2 separate regions of the Mus musculus genome follow, and region 2 is linked to region 1. A link is a loop called in an ENCODE intact Hi-C map of the cell type or tissue named here. Cell type or tissue: heart. All regions are shown on one strand. Each heading gives the region's core, and the rest is flanking DNA. Links, peaks and the distances in the headings are about the cores only.

What was found. Peaks named below come from ENCODE experiments on the same cell type or tissue, not always from the same donor. Only the 100,000 strongest peaks of a DNase experiment are listed, where the experiment ranks them.
Region 2: it touches region 1 in a loop (2.2-fold over the local background); 3 of 42 quality-filtered maps call a loop at or near these places.

Annotation. Positions count from the first base shown.
Region 1 is chr6:117,550,206-117,554,563 of GRCm38, forward strand. No RefSeq gene overlaps it. Among named protein-coding and RNA genes, the nearest start is that of Gm9946, 7.3 kb to the right of the region's middle. In heart, for the core only: a CTCF peak has its summit at 2,313; a DNase peak (open chromatin) is centred at 2,346; H3K27ac peaks cover 1,122 bases.
Region 2 is chr6:117,345,463-117,349,820 of GRCm38, forward strand. No RefSeq gene overlaps it. Among named protein-coding and RNA genes, the nearest start is that of 6820426E19Rik, 150 kb to the right of the region's middle. In heart, for the core only: no CTCF peak of the experiment used is centred there; a DNase peak (open chromatin) is centred at 2,129.

The DNA.
Region 1 (4,358 bases), core at 959-3,458:
AAGGCAAGGACCTTTAGATTTCCAAATAAATCAAAACATCAGAACCACCCTCTACAGTACCCATAGAGGCCAGAAGAAAGTGATGGATCCCCTAGAACTGGAGTTACAGGTGGTTGTGAGCTACCATGTGGGTGCTGAGAATCAAACCCAGGTACTCCAGAAGAGCAACCAATCCTCTTAACCACCGAATCATCTCTCCAGCCCCTTTAATAGAGTAGCAAATAATATCAAATATCTTTCCATAGAAACCCCGGGAAACACGGATGCATAATCCTGCAACCTAGAAAATCCGTTTCACACTGGGTTTCCACTATCTACATCTAGTACGGGGTTTAGCCTAGCTTCTCACTGAGAAACAAGCAGAGACTACACAGCTCTGCAAGTCTCCCCAGCCTAAGCCCTAGAAGTGCTAACACGATTCCATTGCCACCCCCAAAACAAGTGCCGTGGGGCCTCCAAATCTGGAGCTGAGAGCACACATCCGCAAGGCTGATGCTCTGGGCGTGGACCATGGATCCTGCACACCTGTCCAGGTGTCAGGTCCCAAGAGGCCGGCCTCAGCACAGAAGACGGGAGCCGACAGACTGGAGCCGGAAAATGCCCTCATCACCTCAGCAAGATTCAGTCCCTAGAAAGACTCCCAGGCTGAAGGTTGAAAGTTTCCCACCTAGGATCGTGTCGTGATTCAGAGGAAGCGGTTTTTGTGTTTCTGAAAGAGGACTGAACAGATCAGGCCCTTCCCTGAGTTCTGTGGGAGGGACTTATCTATTTGCCACTCACGGTACCAGAAACGCCTCATCCATGGGCCAGGACATGTTTCCCAATGGCCCAGGGCATGTCTCACAACGGCCCAGGGAGGGTCTAGCAATGAATGGCCCAGGGCTGGTCTAGCAGTGGCACAGGGCTTACTACCCTGGACTGGAGGGAGCCGGATCAACTTCTGCTGGCGCTGCTCCAGGGAGCCCGCCCTGGCCCTTCCTGACCATCAGTCACTTTGCTTCAGCCACACCATGTTCTTGCATGCTGCCTCTACTGGACACGGGTCTCCCATACATACTTTTCTCATGGAATGTATGTGTGGACTTGAACTTTAGACTCTTCCACACATACATTCCATACTCTTGGAAGCAGCGCCTTTTCCCCTTTACTCAGTTTACCATGTTGAAGTTTATGTCCACTCCTGACTCTGTCATTTCACATATAGCTTCATATTTTAAGTGGCCCTGCAGCCACTGTAGGACCTTTTGCCCCCATGCTTCCTGGTTGAAGTCAATCGATGACAGATAAATATGCCAGTGGTTCCAGTCAACCTTTTGATTAACATATGATAGACTGTAAGTTCAACAACAGAGCTCCATGGACATCCACTAGACACAATCTTAACTGAGAAAGCCCGCACTTGGCCTTCTTACATCAATTGTCTTCTGGATAGCTGTAGGTAAACCAAAAATCCAGTAAGCAGGTCAGAGCCTTCAGTGTTTCAGAGCACTCAACCCACCAGCTTCGACCTTCATTTGAGTGTTTTTATCCACCGTGTTGGAGTCCCTGCTTTCTCATCCTTAGGCTTCCAACTCACTGCCCAGGCTAGCCCTCATTGGTGAGCTGCCCAGGCTAGCCCTCACTGATGAGCTGAAGTGTGGCACCAGCACTCGGCTCAGCCTGTGAGCCCAGATCCCTAGAGCCTTGGCCTGTCACCAGAAGGTACAGCTTCCAGAAGCAGCCATCTTTGTTATTATTATTGGGTTTTTTCTTTTCAGCTTGCTATAAGGTGCACACCATGTCTTACAGATTTCATCTGGAAATTTTTTGAAAAAAAATCTGTCTCTCTCTCTCTCTCTCTCTCTCTCTCTCTCTCTTGTGTGTGTGGGGGGGTGAGAGGGTGTAAGGGTGTGTTTGGGGGTTGGGGGCATGATGTGAGTGTGTGTGTGTGTGAGTGTGTGTGTGTGGTATGGGTGGTGTGTATGTGAGTGTGTGCATGCATGCTCGCCTATAGGCACATACCTATAGGCACACACAGGGGCCAGGCCAGGGCATTGGATGTCCCACTCTATTACTTTCTGCCTTATTCTTTCAGGCAGCATCTCTCTGTGAACCCAGAGCTCATATTAATTAGATATTCTGGCCACCAGCAATCCCATGCTGTGTATGTGTGGTTAAATGTGTGAAGCCAGAGAAAGGCTTGAATTCCCTCACAAACCCGGGCTCCTCCCATCCTTCTTTTCATGGCTAATTTAGTTAAGTGTTTAAACAATGTAAACCTGGCAGCTCCCGTCTATTGAAGCTGAGATGGAGCACAGCTGCCGCCCAGCCCCAGCCCTGCAGTGCAGCCTGGGCTGCAGCACCCATCAGCTTTCCTGAAATAGCAAGGCTTGCTTCCTTCCAGGCTTCCCCTGGAATAACCCGGGGAGGAGGCTGCGTTTCCTCTGCCCAGGCCACTCTATTCATTACCACTCAGGGAGTCCATATTTGGAGAAAAAAGTTTCACTGCTGTGTGGAATGAAATCATATGGTTGCAAATAGCCAATATGAATTTAAATCAAACAGAGCTAACAATGAGATTGTGTGCATATGTCAATCCAGACAAGCCTCTCCAGGGGAGAGGCAGGGCAGAGGTGAAGGTCACTCTCAATAGCAGGTGACAAGTGGGGCTCGAACAACTGCAGGTACCTTTGGTCCTCAGTCTTCCTGGTCAGACTCAACTAAGTAGATGAGGACAGGCCAGCTCCCTTAAGACACAGTCCCAGTAATTGTCAAGATGCTACATGGGCAGCTTACAAAGCAGTCTATCTTTACATTTTCCACGTATCAAAAAGGGGCTGGGGACCACATCGTGCAGGTCACATTTTGAGTGCACCTCACTCCTGAAATCATATTCTAAGCTTGCTGCTAAGCCAAGTCGATTTTTATTTCATAGGTGTGCACCCCATACGTTGCATTAAAAAAAAAAGCACTCTAGAAAAAGCTAAATCTAATTGACAACACACTGCATGTTGGGTGTTTACGTTCCCTTGAGCTAGCTCCTTTGTGGCTGTGAGACATCACTTTGCAAAGGTCTCACTGCTGAGTACCAGCACCTGCCTAGATGACAAGGGTGTGTTTGCAAGACTGTTTAGGACTTACAATGAAGATCCCTTCGTCTAAACAGGGGCCTTTGAGAGTGGCACACACACACACACACACACACACACACACACACACACACACACCATGGCAGCAGCATTCAGAAACACATCCACATGCCTGGAACCCAAGAGGGAGTGAGAATCTATGGAAACCAATGCTCTGCTCAAACTGGAGACGCTACTTATTGGCGACACTAACTCCATTTGATTGCATCAGTGCTGGGGAACCCCATGGCTACGGAAGAACGGGTGTATAGGGGTTGAGTTGCACTCGTGACTAGTCCCCGGCTTCTCTGCTTCTCTTTTGAGTGCATGCTGACAGCCTCATATCGTGTGACATGCTCATCACAGACTCCATTAATATCCTATGACAATAGCCCTCACCCAAGGACCTTGCAAAAGCACTGGCTGGTCTTTGTGAGCCAAAGCTGGGCACTGGTGGGAGTGTAGTTACTCGGGGGAATTCATGTCCTGAGGACATGGCTCCGTGAGGATGTGGCTCCGTGAGGATGTGGCTCCATGAGGATGTAGAGAAGCTGTGTATTCCCCATCCGGGCTATACAAGTGGCTGATGCTGTTTGAACCTACTATTTCTGTCCACCTGATCTGTCACCCTCACTATAGTATCAGTCCTTTCTCATGTTTTCTAAACTCTGATTAACTACACTCAATTCTTTATACTCACCAGTGAAGAATGCAAAGTTACAGTGCCATTGGTGATCCTTTTGTTAGCTAAATAAATTAACATGGTTACTATATTGACTAAGTCAACCATGAGTCCCATTCTGTCCCCTGTTCAGGGCCCGGCTGTTGCTCTCCTAGTATTTGAATTCACCCACTGTATCTTTTCCTATTGCCTTATCTTAGTATTTTTGGATTGACTAGGCACACTAATGCAATTATTAGATTTTTTTAACCTAATATAAATTCTCTGATTCAAGATGAAAATTCATCATAATCATTTTCGTAACAGGATTCATATACTTGGTTTTATTTCTGCTATTTTATTTTCCTTTCTAATAGACCTTTTCATATGCCAGGTTTTTTTTTCATTCTGACTTTTCCTTTGTGATTTTGAAAATTATATCTACTTTTTTTATTCTTTTATTAATGATGCTTAATGGATATGCATTCAAATCCATTTCATCTAATTCTTATTATCAAAATAAAGTGATGTCAATTGACCGTTTTCTCTAAATTATAAAGAATATTCTGTGCTGCCTTGTTCTCTGGCCA
Region 2 (4,358 bases), core at 1,069-3,568, 200 kb before region 1:
GACTTTAAAGCCTGAGCCATTAGTGTTGTGTTCAGAAATTTTTCACCCGTGCCAATGTGTTCAAGGCTGTTTCCCACTTGCTCTTCTATTAGATTTAATGTGCCCAAGGAGAGACAGGACGGAGTTCCAGAGGGCCAGGAGAATGAATGGAAATATGCAGCTGCTGGAGGTGAGAGTTGGGATATTCTCTAGGAAGTCCCAAAGACCCAGAGGCCATGGATGAGGGAGGCTCCCCAGGAGTCAATGAAGGTGACCTTAGCTGAAATGCCAACTGTTGAGGATATGGAACCTAAAGAGATCATCTCCAGTAGCCAGACAGGACCACCGGTGAAGGGATAGGGACACCAACCCACCTACAAAACTGTTGACCCAAAATTGGTCCTGTCTAAAAGAAATGCAAGGACAAAGATGGAGCAGAAGGAATGGCTGACCAGCCTACTTTGAGATTCATCCCATGGGCAGACACCAATCCCTTACACTATTAGTGATGCTATGTTATGCTTGCAGACAGGAGCCTAGCATAGCAGCCTTCTAAGAGGCTTTACCCAGCAGCTGACTGAGACAGATACAGCTACTCACAGACAAACATTGGACAGAGGTCAGGGACTCCTAAGGAAGAGTTAGGATTGAAGACCCACAAGGAGATGGCGACCCCACTGAAAGATCAATAGCGTCAACTAACCTGGACCCCTTGGGGCTCCCAGAGACTGAGCTACCAACCAAAGAGTATTCATTGGCTGGTCTGAGACGCCAGGCACACATGTAGCCGAGGGCTGCCATGAGTGGCCTCAGTGGGAGAGGATGCACCTAATCCTGCAGAGACTTGGTGCACCAGGGTGTTAGGATACCAAGGAGGGGGTGCTCTCTCAGAGGCAAAGGGGAGAGGAGATAGGGGGAGAAACTCTGTGAGGGGAGAGTGGGAGGGAGCAGCATTTGAGATGTAATTAATTATTTAATTAATTAAAGAAACGGTATGCACATTTTGGTGGGTAGGAAAGTGGGGGATAAATATGAGGAGAGGGTGAATGTGATGAAAATATATTGAACAAAAATCTTGAAGAACTAATAAATGAAGAAAAAAGAATTTAGAAGTCTCAACACTAGAAAAAAATGCTTATAAAGATATTGGTACTTGAGCCCAAAAGATGGTCTTCCCTTACAAATATTCAATGTGTATTTGAACAAGTCTCCTGCTACTATTAGATGCAGGATCCTATGAAATTCTACCCATCATTCTGTTCTTCATGTTGCTCAAATATCCTTAGTGATATTTTTTCTTTTCTTTTACTTACTACTGAATTACAGTGTCGGAAAACTAAAATGTTATTCATAATTATTTTAGTTTAATTTGTTGTTATTGTTTCTTTTTTATTCGTGAGTCAAGGTCTGGTCATATAGACTTGGCTGACCTGAAGCTTATAGTCTAACCATCTTGGCCTTCTGAATGCTGGAATTATCAGTGTGTGCCACCATGCCAATTGGAGAACTTGGTCTACTGATGGTAATATCTCATTATAAATGATCAATTCTATTATTATTTTATGCCTATCCTGGGAAAATTGTGAAGAAAACAAGATCCTAAAATCCTCTACTCATGGAAAACTATGTCAAAATTGACTTTTTCAGGTATCTAAGATGCCTAGAACTCAATAAAAAGAGATCTTTCAAAGCATTTTAATTTTCTCTTCCCAATCTTCACTAACTACGGAAACCAGAAGCCACAGATCTGTGGGAAATACAGAAAATGTCATGGAGCTTCTATGATATAACAGATGAGGATGGTTCTGGATGCCCCAAATACCTTGTCATTCCTACCTCACCTATCTGATAGCTCCATGAAACAATTTCATTAAAGAGTTTATTTTTATTTGACCAAATTTAAGACTTTCTCAATGAATAGAATCCTGTCTCCAGGCATTTGTGAAAAAAAAAATCATTTCAATTGTTTAACATCCTGGCTACTTGAACAATAGTTGGGCAAAAGCAAGGCTAGCCAAAATATTTCAAAGGAAAACTTGGAGAATGGGATGCCCATAAGTGGCTTTGAAAAGCTCTGACATATTTCTGGGAATCTGAAGGCTTTGTGTATGGGCTCGGTACACACCCAGGAGAGACCTGAAAAGAACCCAACTTCTCAACTTTGGCTACTGTTGAGAGGAAATCATTAAATGAGGCCCAAGGGACAGTTATCAGGAGCAGGGACACTGAAGACATATCCTAACATAGCTTGACAAGAGTGGAAGCCTTATTTCTTCAAGACATTTAAGGAAATCTGTCTAATCTCCAGCTACCCAAAGGTTAGCTAGATTTTAGTCACTAACAAACAGCAAACAGTATCAACAACAGGAAATTTACAGAATAAGATTCAATCTGATTTACATAGTTGCCATGTCATAATAACTCAAGTTAGCTAAGTTCAGTGGCAGGCCTAATTAGCTTTGCTTGTCAATTTGATCCAGCCTAGAGTCATCTGAAAGGAAAGTCTCAAGTGAGAAATTATATAGATAAGATTGGCCTGTGGGGGATTATCGTAATTGTTATTTGAACTCAATGTGCCCAGTTCACTGTGGGTAGCATCATCCCCTGGGCAGATGTCTTGAGCTATATAAGAATGATAGAGCAAAGTGTGAGCTAGCCAGCAAGTCAGCAAGTGCTGTTCCTCCATGGTTTCCTATTCTTCTGTTCTTGCCCCAGCTTCCCTTGATGATGAACTGTAACCTGTAAGACAATGGTTCTCAACCTGTGGGTCAGAAACCCTTTGGAGGTCACACATCAGATATACTGCATATCATATATTTACATTCTGATTCATAACAGTGGCAGAATTGTAGTCATGAAGTAGCCACAAAATAATTTTATGGTTGGGGTCACCACAACATGTGGAGCTCTATTAAAGGATCACAGCACTGGGAAGGTTGAGAGTCACTGCTGTGAGCCAAGATAAACCTGTCTTTCCTCTAAGTTGCTTTTAGTCAAAATGTTTTTTATCACAGCAGCAGAAGGCAACTGTTACAAAGGCTTTAACTTCATTCATATTTTGTGCCACTATCAACCATCATCTACCAAATTTTCAAGTGTTCTCTTTTTTCCAAACTAAAACTAATTCAACATCTTATTTGTAATTCTCAGCTTCTAAAAATTGATTCAATAAAATATAGCAAAATAAAATGCAAGAGGGATTAAATGATATAATTAAAAGTGTTTTGACACAAAAGAAGATTCTAAAGAAGGAAGAGATGTGTATGCGTCACACCAGTCACCTAGATGCTACCATGAAAGACATATTTTAAGTTCAATAATAACATAAAGCTTGAAAGTAAAGCTTCCGGAACAGTTTTTTTGGGGGGGGTATTCTTTTTTTAATTAGGTATTTTCCTCATTTACATTTCCAATGCTATCCCAAAAGTCCCCCATACCCCTCCCCTACTCCCCTACCCACCCACTCCCACTTTTTGGCCCTGGCGTTCCCCTGTACTGGGGCATATAAAGTTTGCAAGTCCAATGGGCCTCTCTTTCCAGTGATGGCCAACTAGGCCATCTTTTGTTACATATGCAGCTAGAGTCAAGAGCTCCGGGGTACTGGTTAGTTCATAATGTTGTTCCACCTATAGGGTTGCAGATCCCTTTAGCTCCTTGGGTTCTTTCTCTAGCTCCTCCATTGAGGGCCATGTGATCCATCCAATAGCTGACTGTGAGCATCCACTTTTGTGTTTGCTAGGCCCCGGCATAGTCTCACAAGAGACAGCTATATCTGGGTCCTTTCAGCAAAATCTTGCTAGTGTGTGCAATGGTGTCAGAGTTTGGAAGCTGATTATGGGATGGATCCCCAGATATGGCAGTCTCTAGATGGTCCATCCTTTCATCACAGCTCCAAACTTTGTCTCTGTATTGTAAGCTTAGTAACTGAAGAACAACTAGAACATCTGTCTAATAATCTGTTCACCCTAAGACAAAAATTAATAATGAAAAATACTCTATGATAAATGTGATTTATGAAAAATATTCACTATAAAGAAATAAAAACATAAACATTCATGCACCTAACATCATAGCTTTAAAATACTTGAAGAAAACCTATAGGAGCTGAAAGGAGAAATAGATAGTTCAATATAACAACTCACAGGACTAAAGCCTCCCTTTACAGCAACTAGGGCAACAGGGAAAAAGATGACTGCAGAGCACAGTAAGCAACTCAGTCACACCAGACACTGTGCTCATCTATTTCATCCAACAGTGGTAGGATGTACATCTTTCTCAAGTGTACCTGAAAGATAGTAGAATTTACAAGATGCCATAAAAAGCCCTGCTAGCTGCTAATGTATGAAATCAGACAAATAGACTCTCTAATGAGGATGAAA